Regions from separate parts of the Homo sapiens genome. Here region 2 is linked to region 1. A link is an interaction called in ENCODE POLR2A ChIA-PET data of the cell type or tissue named here. Cell type or tissue: B cell. All regions are shown on one strand. Links, peaks and the distances in the headings refer to the core of each region. The heading gives the core; the rest is flanking DNA. Region 1 overlaps SCN4A (sodium voltage-gated channel alpha subunit 4). Region 2 has its middle 9.7 kb from the start of PECAM1.

Region 1 (7,861 bases), core at 1-5,000:
GATGCGCCCGATGGCAATCTGCAGGTTGTTCATCTCGCCATCCTCATCCGAGGCTGCCAGACTGTCGGCGCTGAAGGAGCTCAGCAGCAGAGCCAGGAACAGGTTCAGGACCTGGGGCATGGGGTCAGGGGGAGCCTCACATCAGTCCCCGGGACCCAGAGGGTGCCACCTTCAGCCAGCACAGGGGTCCTCGGTCTACAGATCCAAACTACCACATGTTGGGCATTTAAAAGAACGCCACCTAAGAGGTGTTCACAACTGCTCATGGAGGTGATGGTTATTATCCCTTCTGCAGATGGGGAAACTGAGGCTTGGGCTTCTGAGAGGACTCTGCTACCCAGGGCAGAGGCAGGGTTTAGGGAGGCCTGCTGGGGGACAGGAACTCTCTCCATGACTGTCCTTTTTTTTCTTTTTTTTTTTTCGAGATGGAGGAGTCTCCCTCTGTTGCCTCCAGACTCCGGGCTGGAGTGCTGTGGCGCGATTTCGGCTCACGGCAACCTCCACCTCCCAAGTTCAAGTGCCACCATGCCCAGCTAATCTTTGTATTTTTTGTAGAGACGGGGTTTCAACATGTTGCCCAGGCTGGTCTCAAACTCCTGACCTCAAGTGATCCGCCTGCCTCGGCCTCCCAAAGTGCTGGGATTAGAGGCATCACCACGGTGCCTGGCCCATGACTGTCCTTTACCTCCACTTCTGGAGGATGCGGAACAAAGAACTGGGCTCAAGTCGCCGAGCTTCCAGGACTTACTGGGAACCTTTATCTTTTGTGCCTTCTTCTCCACCTCTGTTAAGTGGGACTTTATAGACCCCGCACTCCTGGAGTGCAGAAGCTTGGCCCCTGCTACTCTGGAAGGGACATCTGACCTACTATTTACCCTCTTTTCTCCTCTTGGGGTTTCCGACTCCATCTATTCTGGTTCTTGTCCCACATCCCTACGGAAAGACTTAGGAGGCTACTGCTGCTCCCCCCCAGCACCCCCACCCACTTTATTTTCCAGTGGATAGACATTTCCTGAGCCCCCGTCACTGCATGAATGGCCTCAGGGAGCTCACAGACCAGCAGAGACAGAGAGCAGATCAATCACATGCAATACTGTGGGTTTGGGTGGCAGCAGAGACTGGAGTGCACAGCTTTTGAAACCACATTGCAGGGCTCTGAACCCCAGTTTATTAGCTGTGTGCTCTGAGGCAATTTGCCTCACTGCCCTGTGCCTCAGTTTCCTCATCTGTAAAAAGGAGATTATCCAAGTGTTCCTCCCATTGTTGTGAGGATTAAAGGATCAATAAAAGCCCAGGCGCAGTGGCTCACACCTATAATCCCAGCACTTTGGGAGGCTGGGGCAGGCGGATCACGAGGTCAGGAGATCAAGACAATCCTGGCTAACATGGTGAAACCCCGTCTCTACTAAAAATACAAAAAGTTAGCTGGGCGTGGTGGCATGCGCCTGTAGTCCTAACTACTTGGGAGGCTGAGGCAGGAGAATCGCTTGAACCCGGGAGGTGGAGGTTGCAGTGAGTCGAGATCACGCCATTGCACTCCAGCCGGGGCGACAGAGCGAGACTCCATCTCAAAACAAAACAAAACAAAAAAACAAAAAACAAACAAAAAACCCATCAATACAAGTAGAGCACACAGTAGGCACTCAACGCATGTTGGCTGTTATTATGTTTGAAATAATAGAAAGCTATACAAGGTGCTCCAGCCTGGCCAACATGGTGAAACCATGTACTAAAAATACAAAAATTAGCTGGGCGTGGTGGTGCACCTATAATCCCAGCTACTTGGGAGGCTGAGGCAGGAGAATCACTTGAACCCGGGAGGCGGAGGTTGCAGTGAGCCCAGATTGCACCCACTGCACTCCAGCCTGGGTGACAGTGCGAGACCCTGCCTTGAAGAAAAAAAAAAAAAGAAAAAGAAAAAGAAAGAAAGAAAGAAAGTTATACAAGGTGTAGGAAGAGTGTGGTGAACTCTGAGGCCAGCTCAGCATTTTATAGATGAGTAAACTGAGTCCTAGAGAGGTGGCGTGGCCTGCTCTAGGACACAGAGCATAGCCAGGACTCGAACCAGGATTCTAGTCATTGTATAACTTTAGAAGGCATCTTTCACTTAGCCTACAAGGTGAATGGCAGCCCTGAAGGTCTTTAATGTGGTCACCCTTCCTTCTACCAGTCTGCCTGGCCCTGGGCAGTGGGAGGAAGGAGAATCCTGGCTGGGGTGAGGGTCCCAGCTCCCATCAGCCAGAAGCATAGCCAGGTTCTTCCTCGGAGCCCTGGGGGAGTGAGAGGGCATGGGGAATTGGGGAGCCTGCACTTGCAGATCCGCCACCCTTGGCCGTCTCCTCGGCGGGTCTCACTCCTGGCTCTCACCAGCCTCCTCCAAGGTCTTCTCGTCATTGTCTTCACTACATTCTGTTGATTATATTCTGTTAATCATGTTAAATACTCTCTTTAAAAACTATCTGAAAACGCTCTTTGAGAGAATGTGCTAGGGGAATTTCCATGGCTCCCTTCCTCCCCGCCATGTCCCCTAGAGGCTTTTCTGCCTTTGCCCCCCACCAAAACGCATTAGTCTTTCTTCTCCCTCTCTGGGGGGAGGCATCCAGTTGCCAGAAACACATCTGAGATGGGAATTAGCTGCTCTCTGGGTCAGCAGGGTTTGCACACGGCTCCTGCCCAAGACAGAAATAGCTGCCCCAGGCATGGGGGAAGGGAGGAGGGGAGGGGGCCGACATCAATTTCCCTGGGGGTTCTGTGCTTTGGGTTACCTAGTCACTTCCTCTTCTTCTTCACAGTTACCCGCAGGAAGTGACCAAGTGCCATAGGTGCAGGGGATGCGGGTCCTCACACTCTCTGGCAGGGTGCCCTGGTGGCCTCTGGCAGACACCTGCTTCTCTGAAGCCTGGGGAGGTGGTGGGAGGGGACAGTGCCCAAGGAGCTGACAGTGCCACCTCCCTGGGCCGTTCCACTCCCTCTGAGCAAACTGGGAGAGCCACAGAGCTGGGCTGGGAAAGGATGTCAGTGGTGTGTTCGTGTGTGCATGTCTGTGTGATAGGGGTGACAGGCACACAGAAGCAGGGCCTGTACTGGTTCCAGACTCTGCAGCCAGATTGCAGGGGCTCCCGTCCCACACACGGGACAGACTCACCTCCCTGAGCCCCTGTTTCCTCATCTATAAAACATGAACCAGCGCGCCCCTCACAGGTGGGCGTGAGGATGAGGTGAAATGAATACATGTGAAGCACCCAGAATGCTGGGTAAATGCTAAATAAATGTCAGCTGTCACCATGCTTCTGCTGATGCTGACGTTATCATTATTACGATACTGTTGTCATTGATGTTATCGTTACTGGAGTTACATGGACCCAGTTCCAGCACCAGCTCTGTTTCTCACTAGTTGTGTGGTTCTGGGCAGTGCCTCCTCGAGAGTGTGGAAATAACATTACCTGTCTCATGGGGTGGCTGAGAGAATTAGGGGCAATGCCAGTAACTCCCTTTGGCAGGGACTGACATACAGTAGGCCCCCCACTGCCAATACAGGAGCATCGCCCTGGTGGCGGGAACCTAAACCAGCACTGCCCTGCCGCACGCCTGCAACACCTGTACTCCCAGCCACGTGGCCAGGCACTTTGGTAAGCACTTGTAAGCGCATGCGTAACATAATCCTTGCAACCACCCAGTGAAAGAGTCATCCCCATTTTCATCCCCGTTTTCCAGATGGGAAAACTGAGGCCCAAAGGGTTAAATAACGGGCTCGAGGTTTCCCAGTCAGTGAGTGGCAAAGTGGGGATTTAAAACGTTTCTGAGTTTCCACACATAGAAACAGCAACTCCCTGAAGACTCAGTCACCCCCAAGTCCTTAGACTTACATCAACAAACTCCTACTCAGGGTCTGCTCTCCCCATCCCCAATCCTGCCCCAAAGTTGGGCCCGGGCACCTTCCCTCTCTCTCCCCACTCCCTAAGACCCTCCTTTCAGGGACAGGAGGCCTGGGTTCTCCTCTGTAGCTGCAGCATAGTCTTCTTCTGCAGCTGAGGTGACACCCCCTTCCCTCTCTTGGTGCTGCCCCCAGCCAGAGATCAGCAATATCTGAGAAGCTCTGTCGCTGCAGCTCAGGGATTCCATAGGCCTTTGGGGAACATGGGGACAGGCGTCTTCCCAGTCCCTGTTGCCCAGGGCAGCACCAGCCACTGCAGGGGGCAGCTGGGCACAGCACTGCAGGGCTCTGGCAGGAGTGACCTCCACTGCCACCCCAAGAAGGGGAGAAGTCAGGGTCACCTCCAGAGGCCCTAGCCGCAGAAATGCTGGCCAGCTGGACCATGGCCCTATACCCTGGCTCTCACCTCCTGGCCCCTTCCTCTGCACCAGCCCCTCATGCCAAGCCCTGAACCACAGTAAGCGGCAGAAGAGATGCAGTTTATGCCATCTCTGCATTTTCCCAATATCTGCACCTGTTTCTTTTTTGTTTTCTAGAGATGGGGTCTTGCTCTGCCCCCCCATGCTGGAGTGCAGTGGCAGGATCACAGCTCACTACAGCTTTGAAGTCCACGGCTCAAACCATCTTCCTGCCTCAGCCTCCCAAATAGCTGGGTTTGGTGTGTGCCACCATGCCTAGCTAATTTTTTTCATTTTTCCATTTTTTGTAGAGATAAGAGTGTCTTGCTATGTTGCCCAGGCTGGTCTTGAACTCCTGGCCTTGGCCTCCTAAAGTGCTGGGACTATGGGCATGAGCCACCACATCCAGCCTGATTCTCTTTTTCGGCGCCTGGACCATAGGCCCTGGAGCAGAGGAGGTCAAGAGGGTGGGAGAAGGCCAGGAGGCCCAGGTTCCCCCACAAAACTGTGCCTTTGTACACACTATGGCATCATCTTTGCAGTGACCTCATGAACTCCCTGTTGTTTTTCTTCTATGTGAGGGTTAGAGAACCCAGCTTGACTAGAGAGCAGCAGTTAGCTCAAGGTCACACAGATGATGGCAAAGGAGCTGGGACTGGAATGTGGGTCTGTCTGACTCATTATCATGTTGCTTTACTCAAAACACTAGGTTCCAACAGCGCTACTCATAGCATGGTCCCAGAACCACCATCAGCATCCACTGATCAGCATCACCTCGGAGCTTGTCAGAAATGCAGGTCCCCAGGCCTAGGCCCAGAGCTGCTGAATCAGACACTCTGGGGGTGGGGCCGGGGATCTATGTTTTAAGTAACTCCTAAGTGATTCTTACACAGGTTAAAATTTGAGAACTACGGGGTTAAACCACATAAAATTGCCATTTTGGAGAGGATGTGTTGGGGAGATAGAAAACAGTCAAATATCAGGTACATCTTGTACGCTTCCCGGGTGAGGGCAGGGGCCACCCAGCCAGCCTCACTCACCACAAGATTGCCGATGACCATGACCATGAGGAAGACGGTGAGGCACATGGCTTGGCCGGCCACCTCCATGCAGTCCCACATGGTCTCGATCCACTCCCCGCACAGGATGCGGAAGACGATGAGGAAGGAGTGGAAGAAATCATGCATGTGCCAGCGCGGCAGGTTGCAGTCCAAGGCAATCTTGCACACGCACTCCTTGTAGCTCTTGCCAAACAGCTGCATGCCCACCACGGCGAAGATGAACACGATGATAGCCAGCACCAGCGTCAGGTTACCCAGCGCCCCCACTGAATTGCCAATGATCTTGATGAGCATGTTCAGCGTTGGCCACGACTTGGCCAGCTTGAAGACCCGCAGCTGCCAAGCAGGGAGGGCAAGGGTGAATGAGGCCCAGGGACCACCACCCAAGGCAGCCCCAGCCTTAGGAGAAAGAACAGTGTCGAGTAGCTTGAATCTCCAGCCCCCCACACCATCTGAGTCCTCAGTGTGCCCTTCTGCTAAATGGGAACACTCATTCTACCACCTCAGGCCCTTCATGTGTTAAAAAGAAAACAAGTCCAGGCCAGGCGCGGTGGCTCACGCCTGTAATCCCAGCACTTTGGGAAGCCGAGGCGGGTGGATCACTTAAGCTCAGGAGCTGGAAACCAGCTTGGCTGACATGGTAAAATCCTGTCTCTACTAAAAATACAAAAAATTAGTCGGGCATGGTGGCGAGTGCCTGTAATCTCAGTTACTCAGGAGGCTTAGGAAGGAGAATCGCTTCAACCAGGGAGGTGGAGCTTGTAGTGAGCAGAGATTGCACCACTGCACTCCAGCCTGGGCTACAGAACAAAACTCCACTAAAAAAAAAAAAAAAAAGAAAAAGAAAAAGAAAAGAAAAGAGAAAAAATGTCATTCGTCATTATCTGTTAAAGATACAGACTATGGCTGGGAGCAGTTGGCTCACACCTGTAATCCCAGCACTTTGGGAGGCCGAAGAAGGTGCATCACTTGAGCCTAGGAGTTGGAGACCAGCCTGGGCAACATGGCGAAACCCTGACCTACAAAAATTACAAAAATTAGCTAGGCATGGTGGTCCCACCTATGCAGGAGGCTGAGGTGGGAGAATCACCTGAGTCTGGGGAGGTCAAGGCTGCAGTGAGCAGTGATCGTACCACTGCACTCCAGCCTGGGTGACAGAGAAACCCTGTCTAAAAAAAAAAATACAGACTAAAGTATTTACAAGTGAAATTATATGTTGGGATTTGCTTTCACAATAAAAATTGGGGGACAGATGCAACAGGAATTGTAGAATGTTGATAGTTGTTGAAGCTGGGTGATAGGTACGTGGAGGTTCATTATACTTTCTCTATACTTTTGTGCATGCATGAAAAGATCCCTTGATAAAGTTTGTTGTTGTTGTTTTTTTTGAGACAGAGTCTCAATCTGTTACCCAGGCTGGAGTGCAGTGGTGCGATCTCGGCTCACTGCAACCTCAGCCTTCCGGGTTCAAGTGATTCTCCTGCCTCAGCCTCCCAAGTAGCTGGGATTACAGGCGTGCGCCACCAAGCCCAGCTAATTTTTGTGTTTTTCGTAGAGACGGAGTTTCACCATGTTGGCCAGGCTGGTCTTGAACTCCTGACCTCAGGTGATCCACGCGCCTTGGCCTCCCAAAGTGTTGGGATTACAGGCGTGAGCCACCGCGTCCAGCTGATAAAGTTTTAAAAAGAATAATAGTGCTCCTTATGGGGTGGTGAAAAGACAGAAATTCAGAGGTCCCAATCCTACTCCTAATGAACTTCCAGAGCCCCGGCTTTCAGGTCTGCAGTATGGGGCTGGAGTTCCTGCTCCACTGCTGCTCAAGGTCATTAAGGAATCAAACCCAGTGTTGGCCTCTGTCACTTGGGTCCCCCCAGCAGCCCTATGAAAGAAGACAGGGCTCTCCTTTTCTCTGTTTTACAGGTAAGAAAGGTTCTGAGAGGTAACAGGTGTGCACAAGGCAGAGGAGGCCTCGTTTTCAGCCCTCTAGCTTCCTGGGGTTTCTCCTCCCATCCCTGTGCCCACCCTCCTTAGTCTCCTCACCCCACCCCCATCCCAGCCCCTGGCCCTGGGGCTTTTGTGTACCAGACGGAAGGAGCGTAGCACAGACAGTCCCTGTACGTTGGCCAGGCCTAGCTCTACCAGGCTGAGGGTGACGATGATGCTGTCGAAGATATTCCAACCCTGCTGGAAATACTCGTAGGGGTCCATGGCAATCAGCTTCAGAACCATCTCTGCTGTGAAGATGCCTGTGAAGACCTAGGGGGTGGCATGAGGCCCTGTCACAGAGCCTCGGGGAGCCCAGGGCCCTGGAAGTCTCCCACCCAACTCCCACCTCCTGGCAGAGGCTGCGGGGGCGGAGGGGAAGGGGTCCAGAGCCCTGAGAGGAGCAGGAGTGGCATGCATGGCCCGTGTGTGTATAAGTGAGTGATGGAGGCAAAGGCCAAGTCATAGGGCCTAGGTGGGTACAA
Region 2 (13,039 bases), core at 4,837-9,836, 450 kb after region 1:
CTCACTGCAACCTCCACCTCACGGGTTCAGGCAATTCTCCTACCTCAGCCTCCCAAGTAGCTAGAATTACAGGCATGCGTCACCATGCCCGGATAATTTTTGTATTTTTAGTAGAGACGGGGTTTCACCATGTTAGCCAGGCTGGTCTTGAACTCCTGACCTCAGGTGATCGCCCACCTTGGCCTCCCAAAGTGCTGGGATTACAGGTGTGAGCCACCGGGCCCAGCTGTCGGACCCTTTTATTTTTTTTTGAGATGGAGTCTCGCTCTGTCGCCCAGGCTGCAGTGCAGTGGCGCAATCCTGGCTCACTGCAAGCTCTGCCTCCCGGGTTCACGCCATTCTCCTGCCTCAGCCTCCCAAGTAGCTGGGACTACAGGCGCCCCCCACCACACCCGGCTAATTTTTTGTATTTTTAGTAGAGACGGGTTTCACCGTGTTAGCCAGGATGGTCTCGACCTCCTGACCTTGTGATCCACCCACCTCAGCCTCCCAAAGTGCTGGGATTACAGGCGTGAGCCACCGCGCCCAGCCAGACACTTTTATTATAGGATGTGTCATAATGGCCTGTCCTCCCCCAAATGGACTGCAATCTCCTTGATGACAGGGAGAGTGTCTGGAACCTAGTAGATGATGAAAAAGCATTAGTGCAATGGATGATTGTCTAGATGGATGAAGACAAACTACTGTATTGTCTGAATCAGATGATCACTGCCTTGAGGGTGCCATATTGTTTCTGAAATGCCACCCTCTAGGACTTCCCCATGGTAAAGCTAAGACAGATACAAACTGGCCACAGTCAAAACCAGATTCCTCTACCTCAGGGCAAGAACCAAGAAGTAATGGCTTCCAGCTAGAAAACAATTCCTCTCTCTGACCTATGGTTCAGTGGAAGTTTTGATAAGAGCCTTGAACAGCAATACACACTTTACCCATTTATTTCTAAAGGAATGTTTTCCATTGCGTTATTTGCTGTTGTTTTGTGCTCGCCATTCCCCACTATAAGCTATCTTCTTTGGCAACCTACTGGAAATTACCCTCACCCATCTACCAAATTTTGATGTGGGAACAGAAAAGGAAACACCATGATTAATAAAATAAATTTTGGCTTCAATGGTAATTTTTAGACACTGCAGAGTAAGCACCTTTTGCAGAGCAACAATTCAAATGATAGTGATAAATGCCAAGACCCCAGACCCCGTGCCCTCAAGTTCCAAAGTAAATTTCTAAAATGTGGCAATTGCTTCATAAATGATTCTAATATTTTCAGGATACCATGATAAAATAAAGCTTTATTTCAAAAATAAATGTTTTTTTTAGAAAATTGAAAAATTGTATCCCATAATTCACACTGTGTACCAGAATACATTCCAAATGGACCAGTGATATGAATGTACAAATAAACCCATAAGAGTCCTAGAAGGGGCCAGGCACAGTGGCTCATGCTTGTAATCCCAGCACTTTGGGAGGCCGAGGTGGGCAGATCATCTGAGGTCAGGGGTTCAAGGCCAGCCTGGCCCACATATAGTGAAACCCTGTCTCTACTAAAAAATACAAAAATTAGCTAGGCGTGGTGGCACATGCCTGTAGTCCCAGCTACTTGGGAAGCTGAGGCAGGAGAATCACTTGAACCTGGGAGGCAGAGGTTGCAATGAGCCAAGATCATGCCACTGCACTTCAGCCTGGGCAACAGAGCAAGACTCTGTCTCGCAAAAAAAAAAAAAAAAAAAAGTTCTAGAAGAAAATACAAAAGAAGAAAAGAAGTCCTTACAACCTTGAATGGCAGAGGCTGGTTTAACTAAAACTTAAAATCCAGAAGCCATAAAATTGATTGATAAATTGTACTTTATGAAAAAAAAGTTCTGTTTTGCCAAAAAAAAAAAAAAAAAAATTAGTCAAGAGAAAAACTACTAACTGGAAAAAATGTTTGCAACTCACATCACGGACAAAGAGCTAACTTCCCTAGTGTGTGAAGAACACTCATAAATTAAGAAGAAAAAGTTCGGGAGTCTGTCTAAGCTACTCTGGCTTGGGAGGCTGCCTGATTAAAAGAAAGAAAATAAAAGAGAAGAAGAAAAAGAAAAGACCAACAATCCAATAGAAAAATGGGCAAAGAATATGAACAGATAGTTTCCATAATGTAAGAAAAAGTATCTGAAATTGGAAATAGGCAAAAATGAGTACTGCATGCCTGTCCAGGGTTTACCTCACACTCTAAGGTTATTAACGTTTGTTTGACTTGCTATTTACAGTAGACTAGAATACTTTACAATCAGTAGGGGAGGGTAAACATTAACTTGTAGAAAGTCAGTAAGGATGCAAAGGATTCTTATTATCTGTGGCAGAGGGGTGGGTGGCAGAAACTGAGCAGTTGGGGACTTTTCTTTGTAAAGCTTTCTGTACTTTTGTTATTTAAATCATGTGACTGTATTACCCTTTCACTTTTTTCTTTTTTTTTTGAGATGGAGTCTTGCGCTGTTGCCCAGGCTGTTGTGCAGTGGCACTATCTCAGCTCACTGCAACCTCCACCTCCAGGGTTCAAGTGATTCTCCTGCCTCAGCCTCCTGAGTAGCTGGGACTACAGGCATGTGCCACCATGCCCAGCTAATTTTCGTATTTTTAGTAGAGATGGGGTTTCACCGTGTTGGCCAGACTGGTCTTGAACTCCTGACCTCGGGTGATCCACCCACCCACCTTGGTCTCCCAAACTGCTGGGATTACAGGCGGGAGCCACCGTGCCCGGCAGTATTACCTTTAAAATTTTAATTAAGAAATTGAATTTCTGTTCAGCTTTATGAAGTATTATATAATTGACATAAAATAAGCTGTGTTTAAAGTATACACTCAGAAAAGTGTTGACATGTGTATACTGATGAAACAACCTCCACAATCAAGGAAGCAGACACATCCACCACCCCCAAAAGGTTCCTATGCCCCTCGTCTCCCTTGCCCTCTGCACCCTCCCCACTGCAAAGATTGATCTGCTTTCTGATTAGTTTCCATGTTCTGGAATTTTGTAAAGATTCATACAGTATGTACCTTTTATTATTATTATCATTATCTTTGGTGTGTCTTTTTTCTTTTTCTTTTTTTTTTTTTTTTGAGACAGAGTCTCTCTCTGTTGCCCAGGCTGGAGCACAGTGGCACAATCTCGGCTCACTGCAACCTCCACCTCCCAGGTTCAAGCAATTCTCTGCCTCAGCCTCTGGAGTAGCTGGGATTACAGGCACCTGCCACCACGCCTGGCTAATTTTTTGTATTTTTAGTAGAGACAGGGTTTCACCGTGTTAGCCAGGATGGTCTCGATCTCCTGACCTCGTGATCCGCCCGCCTCGGCCTCCCAAAGTGCTGGGATTACAGGCGTGAGCCACCGCGCCTGGCCTTTTTTTTTTTTTTTTTTTTTTTTGAGACAGGGTCTTGCTCTGTGGCCCAGGCTGGAGTGCAGTGCCGCAATCTTGGCTTGCTGCAACCTCTGCCTCCTGGGTTCAAGCAACTCTCCTGCCTCAGCCTCCCGAGTAGCTGGGATCACAGGTGTGCACCACCATGCCCAGCTAATTTTTGTATTTTTAGTAGAGATGGGATGTCACCATGTTGGCCAGGCTGGTCTCAAACTCCTGACCATAAGCAATCCGCCCACCTCAACCTCCCAAACTGCTGAGATTACAGGCATGAACCACCGCACCCAGCCAACATCTTTTTTTTGAGACAGGGTCTCACTCTGTCTCCTAGGCTGGAGTGCAGTGGCACAATCATGGCTCACGGCAGCCTCAAACTCCTGAGCTCAAGCAATCCTCCCACCTCAGCCTCCCAAGTAGCTGGGACTACAGGTGTGCACCACCACGCACAGCTAATTTTTTACTTTTTGTAGAGACAGGGTCTTGCCCAGGCTGGAATCCAGCTTCTTGTCTCAGAAGATCCTCCAGCCTCAGCCTCCCAAAGTGCTGGGATTATAGGCATGAGCCACTATGCCTGGCCTGGCCTTTTTCAATATAGTAAATTGAATGGGTTTTTATTCGTTTGTGGGCCTCTCCTTTCTCCTCACTTCTTCCCCTTGACCTTGGTGGATTCCTTGATTGGGTTGAGGCAAAGGTTCCCACACGGCTTTGGCTTCTTGGTAACTGATCAAGAGACTGACTCCTACATAACCAAGGGACCCCAGGAGTTCCCACCAGGCTTAACAAACTCACCCAGGACCCTGTTTCTCCCATGGTGTTGTTCGCTTCTTCTCAGCCAAGCAGAATTGAAGGAGGACAGACACACAGTTATTCCTACCTGCAGTGCTCCTGCCTTCAAATACCGGGGAAGTAACGCAGATCCGAAACATAGCGACTCGTTAACTGCACAGAAAAAGCTGTCTGCTGGAATAAACTTCAGGAAGTGGTTTTTCTGAGCAACTGGAGGTGGAGTGGGGGGAGGAAGGCGGAGGCAGGTGGGCAACAGACATGTCGGAGGGCACAGCAGGCCAACCACCTATTTCATGACAATGGTGATTGGAAATGAGATTCACCGGCCGTTCCATTTCCCCCACCTGTAGCCTCAGATCTCATTAGTCTTGGAGAGTTGATGAGCCAGACTCAACAGCCCCCATCCACTGGGTTTGGGACACACCCCAGCCTGGGAGTGAACGTGCACTAATGCGTAAATCAGAAGCCTGGGTTCCCTGTCTGTTCTCTGCAGCTTAATAGCTTAAATGCTCTGAGGCTCATGTTCCTCACCTATATAATGGGAATAATGTGCCCATCTACCCATTGAATAGGCTTGTTAGGAAGATCAAACAAGAGCTAGCCTTTGAAAGCACATTTAACCAGCAGAGCACAGTAAGAACATAGTAACAACAAAAAAATATAAAAAATAGCTGCATACGGTGGTGCATGCCTGTGGTCCCAACTACTCGTGAAGCTGAGGTGGGAGCAACGCTTAAGCCCAGGAGTTTGAGGCTGCAGTGAGCCACGATCACACCACTGTACTCTAACCTGGGCAACAGGGCAAGACCTTGTCTCAAAAAGTAATAATAATTAATTAAAAAGTTTAAAAAAAACAATAGTTATGATTGAACAATAATAACAACAGTTGTTGATCTGGTTTGGCTGGGCCTGCCACATCTGAATCGCTGCTCTGGAGCTCAGCTGACTTAGTGAACCCAAGGGGCAGCGCTCAGTGCCTTTTCTTCCACACCCACCATATGCTGCCCTCACCACCCCAGTCTGGCCCCTCACAAAGTTGGGCAGCTGGGCAAAAGGGAGGCAGGCAGGGACATTGTGGAGGAGTCTGTGCTATTCCATCCCCTGCAGGAGGCCCCCTCCAGTTACAAGGGACATGGTTGTTTTGTTTTTGGGATTTTTTGGGGTTTTTTTTGAGACAGGTTCTTGTTCTGTTGCACATGCTGGAGTGCAGCGGTGTGATCACAGCTCACTGCAACCTCCGCCTCTCAGGTTCAAGCCATCCTCCCACCTCAGCCTCTCGAGTAGCTGGGACTGTAGGCATGCACCACCACATCCGGCTAATTTTGGTAATTTTTGTAGAGATGGGGTCTCGTCACATTGCCCAGGCTGGTCTTGAACTCCTGAGCTCAAGCGATTTGCACGCCTCGGCCTCCCAAAGTGCTGGGATTATAGGCATGAGCCACCGCACCTGGCTGACATGGTTGTATTATGACTCATAACCATAGGCATTTTTGCCTTTGTAGACCTCTTCCTCCACAAAAAAAAAAAAATTACATTTTGAAACTGTACTGGTATAAATAAGAAGATATTCATATTATATATTTAAAAATTTCTTTTACCTAGACAGTGGTTTTATTCTTCTGATGACTGTATCTTCTAAACCTAATGAAGAAGGGCCTGACAACAGATCAGGCACACAACAGCCCAAGGGGTTAAGGGACCTACTGTCTTCCACCCTGAGTGGCCTGGCCGCTGGCCTGGGAAGAGCACCACCATGTCCCAGGCACTGAAGCCAAAACAGGTGTTTGTGCATTCTGTTCTCAAAACCACAAAAGCACAAGCAACAAAATAACAAAAACAGATAAACTAGACTGTATTAAAATTAAAAATGTTTTTATTGCAAAGGATAGCATTAGGAAAGTGAAAGGTAATTCACAGAATGGGAGAAAATATTTGGAAATAATATATCTGATAAGGGTCTAGGATCTTGAATATATAAAGAACTGTTACAACTCAACAACAAAAACACAACCATTTTAAAGAATTGGCAAAGGGGCAGGGCGTGGTGGCTCACGCCTGTAATCCCAGCACTTGGGGAGCCTGAGGCAGGAGGATCACTCAAGGTCAGGAGTTCCAAGACCAGCCTGGCCAATATGGTGAAACCCCATCTCAGCTAAAAATGCAAAAAATTAGCCGGGCGGTGGCACATGCCTATAATCCCAGATACTCAGGAGCTCAGGAGGCTGAGGCAGGAGAATCGCTTGTTCCCAGGAGGCAGAGGTTGCAGTGAGCTGAGATCATGTCACTGCACTCCAGCCTGGGCAATAGAGTGAATGAGACTCCATCTTAAAAAAAAAAAAAAAAAAAAAGGATTTGAGCAGATTATTTCTCCTAAGAAGATAAAAAAAAAAAATGACCCCAAGCACATGAAAAGATGCTCAACATCATTAGTCATTAGGGAATTGCAAATCGAAACTACAATGAGATACCACTTCATACCCACTAGGATAACTATAACCAAAAAGACAGACAACAAATATTGATGAGGATGTAGAGAAACAGGAATGCCCATATGCTACTATGGCATTGTAAAATGATACAGCCACTTTGAAAACAGTTGGTGGTTCCCCAAAATTAAAAATAGAGTTACCATGTGATCCAGCAGCAATTCAACCCTTGGGGATATAGTCAAGAGAGCTGAAAACACGTCCACACAAAAACATGCACACAAATGTTTATAGGGCTGGGCACGGTGGCTCACGCCTGTAATCCTAGCACTTTGGGAGGCCGAGGCGGGTGGATCATGAGGTGAGGAGATCGAGGTCATCCTGGCTAACACGGTGAAATCCTGTCTCTACTAAAAATACAAAAAAATTAGCCAGGCGTGGTGGTGGGCACCTGTAGTCCCAGCTACTCGGGAGGCTGAGGCAGAAGAATGGTGTGAACCCGGGAGGCAGAGCTTGCAGTAAGCCGAGATCGCGCCACTGCACTCCAGCCTGGGGCAACAGAGCAAGACTCCGTCTCAAAAAAAAAAAAAATCACAAATGTTTATAGAAGCAGTATTCACAATAGCCAAAATATAGAAACAACACAAATGTTCATCAACTGATGAATGAGCAAACAAAATGTGTTATAGCCATATAATGGAATATTATTTGGCAATAAAAAGAATAAAGTACTGGGCAGGGCATGGTGGCTCACACCGGTAATCCCAGCACTTTGGGAGCCCGAGGCTGGAGAATCGCTTAAAGCCAGGAGTTTGAGACTAGCCTGGGCAACATAGCCAGACCCTGGCTCTACCAAAAAAAAAAAATTTTTTTTTTCACCTCCCACCAACTTCTCTCAAAAAATTTTTAAAAATTAGCCTGGTGTGGTGGTGTGCCCCGGTAGTCCCAGCTACTCTGGAGGCTGAGATGGGAGGCTTGTTTGAGCTCAGGACTTTGAGGCTACAGTGAGCTAGGATTGCACCGCTGCACTCTGGCCCAGGTCATAGCATGAGACTCTGTCTCTAAACAACAACAACAAAAGGAACGAAATACTGATACATGCTACACTATAGATGAACTTTAAAAACATGCTAAGTGGAAGAAGCTACACATGAAAGGCCACATATTATATAATTCCATTTCTATGCAATGTCCGGAATACGCAAATCCATGGAGATGGAAAGTAGTTTGGTTGGCTAGGGCTGGGGGATTAGGCAAGATAGCTAAAGAATACAGGTTTCTTTTTGGGATAATGAAAATGTTCTAAAATTGATTGGGGTGATGGTTGCACAACTCTGAATATATGAAACACCATTGAATTGCACGCTTTAAATAGGTAAATGGTATGGCATGTGAACTATATCTCAATGAATCTGTTATTTTAAAAATTTTAGAGGGTATGTTTTCATTTCCTGTGGCTACAGTGACAAATACCCACACACTTCCTGGCTTAAAACAACAGAAACTTATTCTTTCCCCATTCTGGATCTAGAATAAGTATGAATGGACCAAAATCAAGCTGCCAGCAGGGCTACACTCCCTGCAGAGGCTCTGCGGGAGGAGAATCTGTTCCTGGCCTCTTACAGGAGCAGATTGGTGGCTGCTGGCATTCCTTGGTCTGTGGGTGCATCACTCCAGTCTTCAAGGCCAGCATCTTCAAATCTCTGCTCAATCTTCACATCACCTCTCTTCTGTGTGTCTAATCTCCCTTATTTATTATTTATTTATTTATTTGAGATGGGGTCTCACCCTGTTTCCAAGGCTGGAGTGCAGTGGTTCAATCACGACTCACTGCAGCCTTGACCACCAGTGATTCTCTCACCTCAGCCTCCTGAGTAGCTGGGACCACAGGCACACACCACCATGCCTAGATAATTTTTTAATTATTTGTAAAGATGAGGTCTCGCTATGTTTCCCAGGTTGGCCTTGAACTTTTGAGCTCAAGGGATTCTCCTGCCTGGGCCTCTCAAAGTGCTGGGATTATAGGCATAAACCAATGTGCCCCGCCTCCCTCTGCCTCTCTGGTAAAGTCACTTGTGATTGCATTTGGAGCCCATCCAGATAATCTCCCCAACTCAAAACTGTTAACTTAATCACATCTGCAAATCCCATTCTCCCACATGTTACAAACTGAATGTTTGCATCCCCGCGACAATTCACATGTTGGAACCAACTCCCCAGTGTGATAGTACTTGCAGGTGGAGCCTTTGGAGGTGGTTATGTCATGAGGGTGGAGGCCTCATGAATGGGACTGGTGCCCTTATGAAAGGGACCATAAGAAAATCCCTAGGCCCGGTGCGGTGGCTCACGCCTGTAATCCCAGCACTTTGGGTGGCCAAGGTGGGCAGATCGACGTGAGGCCACGAGTTTGAGACCAGCCTGGACAACGTAGCAAAATCCTATCTCTACTAAAAATACAAAAATTAGCTGGCATGGTGGCGCGCCTGTAGCCTCAGTTACTTGGGAGGCTGAGGCACGAGAATCACTTGAACCCAGGAGGCAAAGGTTGTGGTCAGCCGAGACCGCGCCACTGCACTCCAGCCCGGGTGACAGGGCAAGACTCCTTCTCAAAACAGAAAAAAAAAAAAAAAAGGCAAGAAAAGAATTCCCTAGTCCTTTCCATCATGTGAGGACACAGCAGAGAGACAGCCATCTATAAATGAGGAAGTAGGCCTCACCAGACACTGGAGCTGCTGGAGCTTTGATGCTGGACTTCCCAAACTCCAGAACTGTGAGAAATACATTTTTGTTGTTTCTTTTTTTTTTTTTTTTTTGAGATGGAGTCTCATTCTTGTTGCCCAGGCTGGAGTGCAATGGCACAATTTCAGCTCATTGAAACCTCCGCCTCCCGGGTTCAAGCGATTCTCCTGCCTCAGCCAGCTGAGTAACTGGGATTACAGGCATGAGCCACCATGCCTGGCTAATTTTGTGTTTTTAGTAGAGATGGGGTTTCTCTGTGTTGGTCAAGCTGATCTTGAACTCCCAACCTCAGGTGATCCACCTGCCTCAGCCTCCCAAAGTGCTGGGATTACAGGCGTGAGCCACCGCGCCCGGCCCATTTTTGTTGTTTCTAAGGCACCCAGTCCAAACAAACTAAGACACCATATAGGGCAACATTCACAGGTTCCAGGGGTCAGGGCCTGATATCCTTGGGGGTCATCAGCAGCCTACCACAGGGGTATCATGACCCATATTACAGATGGGGAGCTGAGGGCCAGGAGGTGAAACATCAACCAAGTTCCCAGCACCACATCTGCCTGCCTGTGTCTGCCTGGCTTGCTACAAGGCTTCTGTGACTGACCTTTTACAGCACCTTTCTGGGCAGAAGGCTCAGACCCAGTCCCTGACCTGACACACATGAGTCATGAGACCAGAGCCAGCTTCATAGATGTGTGACCCGTGCCGTCACAGGGGCCCTGTGCTCAGAAGCTGCCATGCTTGGTTTGATGCCTTGCTGTCGCCACCTTGAAATTCCTGATAATTTTGAATTTTCATTTGCACTAGACCCACAAATTATGTAACTGGTCCTACATGTGACACTGAGCAAGAAAAGGGAGAGTTGAGATGAGGTGGGTAGAAGCTGCCCTGCCCACGGCCTCACCTCAGACCTGAAAAGTACCTGACACCCCGATCCTGCACAGCCTAAATAATTGCATTGTTTTATATGAAAGAAGAACTAGACTTTTTTCCACTTTCGGTGGAAATTATAGGGAGGTATATTTCAGCCAGAACTGTGCAACACAGCAGGTAAGGAAAGTTTTGCAAATGTTTTAAAAGGCCAGATGAGACTGGGCATGGTGGCTCATGTCTGTAATCCCAGCACTTTGGGAGGCCACAGCAGGCGGATCACCTGAGGCCAGGGGTTTGAGACTAGCCTGGGCAACATGGCGAAACCCTGTCTCTATTAAAAAAATACAAAAAGGTCAGGCGCAGTGGCTCATGCCTGTAATCCCAGCACTTTGGGAGGCTGAAGCAGGTGGATCACTTGAGGTCAGGAGTTTGAGACCAACTTGGCCAACATGGTGAAACCCCGTCTATACTAAAAATACAAAAATTAGCCAGGCGTGGTGGCATGCGCCTGTAGTTTCAGCTACTCAGAGGGCTGAGGCAAGAGAATCGAGTAAACCTGGGAGGCGGAAGTTGCAGCGAGCCGAGATTGCACCACCACACTCCAGCCTGGGCCACAGAGCGAGACTCTGTCAAAAAAAGAAAAAAGAAAAAGCCAGCTGAGAGAGAGGGAGGTGATTCCTAAAGCTGCGGAGTCTCCTCTGGGCCCACCTGAGGCAAACCCAGCCTCCACCAAGAGGCAAGTTTTGTGTCAGTTCCCAAGAACTCCAGAAGCCATGTGGGCCACTCCTTCTTCTTTTAGGGGGAGAATGTAGCTGTCAAATATCTCTTCATCTTATTAATAAAGCTAACAAGGAGCCAAGTATTTGTCAAAACCAATGCCAGGGGTCAGAGCAGTGTCCCGCTGATTGCCACAGCTGAAGACAAAGGAAAAGGAAGGAAGACTGTCATCGTCAATGTGGTTGCCATTGCAAAGGTGGCTAGGTGGCCTCTGTCACTGTGGGCTGGGAATCATAGCTCTAGTCTGATGCTAAAAAGGACCATGCAACTGTTCATGGAGCGCACAAATGACTGCCCAGACAACATAAAAAAACAGCATCTGGCCGGGCACGGTGGCTCACACCTGTAATCCCAACACTTTGGGAGGCTGAGGTGGCCGGATCACTTGAGATCAGGAGTTCGAGACCAGCCTGACCAACATGGTGAAACCCCATGTCTACTAAAAATACAAAAATTAGCCGTGCGTGGTGGCACAAGCCTGTAGTCGCAGCTATTCAAGAGGCTGAATCACTTGAACCCAGGAGGCGGAGGTTGCAGTGAGCCAAGATTGCACCACTGCACTCCAGCCTGGGTGACGGAGGGAGACTCCGTCTCAAAAAAAAAAAGGTGTCTGTGTTCCCACTGTGGAAACCTAAGCAGATTGGCTGGACAAACTTTAGAATGACAGGGACCCCAAAAACAGAAAGAAAAGCAAAATGCAGCCTAGTCTATCCCCAGGGGCGGTGGGGTCGTCTGGGGACAACAGAAGGATGAAGGCCCAGGATGAGGCAGAAAGGAGCTGATCTGGGGGTGAGGGAAACAGGGAGAGACTGACTGGTTGACTTTGGGAGGGGTGTCAGGGACGCTGGGGCCACTACCATGACTCTGAGGGAGACACAAGTTTTTCATGGGTTTTTCTCTGTGCAGAGTGGTGTAAGTCTGCTCTCACATCTCCCTTCCAGCAACCTTCAAGCAACCTCTAGTAGAGATTTGAAGTGGGATTTCTTTCTTTTCTTTTTTCTTTTTTTTTTTTTTTTTGAGATAGGGTCTGGATCTGTCACCCAGGTTGGAGTGCAGTGGCACAATCTTGGCTCACTGCAACCTCCACCTCCTGGGTTTAGGCGATTCTCGTGCCTCAGCCTCCCGAGTAGCTGGGATTACAGGCATACACCACCATGCCCAGCTAATTTTTTGTATTTTTAGTAGAGATGGGGTTTTGCCATGTTGGCCAGGCTGGTCTCGAACTCCTGACCTCAAGTGATCCACCCACCTTGGCCTCCCAAAAAAGTGCTGGGATTACAGGCCTGAGCCACTGCCCCCGGCCTTAGAGTGGGGTTTCTGTTCTCATTTGACTGTGTCATGGTTCTGAGACGAATCCTCAGGTGAGAAAGCAACGGGCCTGGCTTCCTTGGGCTCCTCAGCCATGGCCCTCCCAGAGCCCACCATGCCTGGAGGACCCAGCATGGGCCACAGACATGCACCTTCATTCTCACAAGTTCATCCGAGAGGAGGAGGAAGGAAAAGCCAAGGAAACCCAAAAGGCAGGTTAGAGAAAGAAGTCACTCTGTGTCCGCAAAGAGCTCCCCTCCCCTGGCCCTGTGCCCTTCACTCTCTATAGGTCAAGGTTTTGCTGGACTGTTTCCAGTGTTTGAGCCTGAATCCACCACGCCGGGGCTCCCTGATGCACTAATCCGGTGTTCAAAGAAGGGAAGGGCTGTGTGGCCCTGAACCTGTGCCTACACAGCAGAAAGAATTCCAACCTTTCCTTATCAGACATAAAGTGGATCTACAAAGGGTCACATTAGAGAGTTTTCCTTTTTAAATGGCTCTACAAATGTTCTGAGGTAGGCGGCGGAACTCAACTCCAAAGGTAGGGCTTGGACACTGGACCAAATTGAAGACTAGCTAAACAGGGACTGAGAGAAAGCAGCTTTCCATAAGACACGCCCACCAGTGTGCCGTGTCAGTTTACCGTTACCATGACAACACCGGAAGTTACCACCCCTTTCCATGGCAATGACCTGACAACCCAGAAGTTACCACCCTTTTTCTAGAAATTTCTGTATA

What was found. Peaks named below come from ENCODE experiments on the same cell type or tissue, not always from the same donor. Only the 100,000 strongest peaks of a DNase experiment are listed, where the experiment ranks them.
Region 2: POLR2A ChIA-PET joins it to region 1 with 7 read pairs; 1 of 35 experiments calls an interaction of 5 or more read pairs at or near these places.

What each region holds. Positions count from the first base shown.
Region 1 is chr17:63,951,790-63,959,650 of GRCh38, forward strand. SCN4A (sodium voltage-gated channel alpha subunit 4) reads right to left here. Exons shown (of 24, transcript NM_000334.4): 12 at 7,476-7,649; 13 at 5,373-5,729; 14 at 1-111. Among named protein-coding and RNA genes, the nearest start is that of SCN4A, 17 kb to the right of the region's middle. RefSeq lists an insulator at 1-63 and an enhancer at 7,172-7,861. In B cell, for the core only: a CTCF peak has its summit at 3,753; a DNase peak (open chromatin) is centred at 2,822; H3K27ac peaks cover 2,382 bases.
Region 2 is chr17:64,394,045-64,407,083 of GRCh38, forward strand. No RefSeq gene overlaps it. Among named protein-coding and RNA genes, the nearest start is that of PECAM1, 9.7 kb to the left of the region's middle. RefSeq lists enhancers at 10,624-10,733, 10,844-10,923. In B cell, for the core only: no CTCF peak of the experiment used is centred there; a DNase peak (open chromatin) is centred at 6,787; H3K4me3 peaks cover 662 bases; H3K27ac peaks cover 3,210 bases.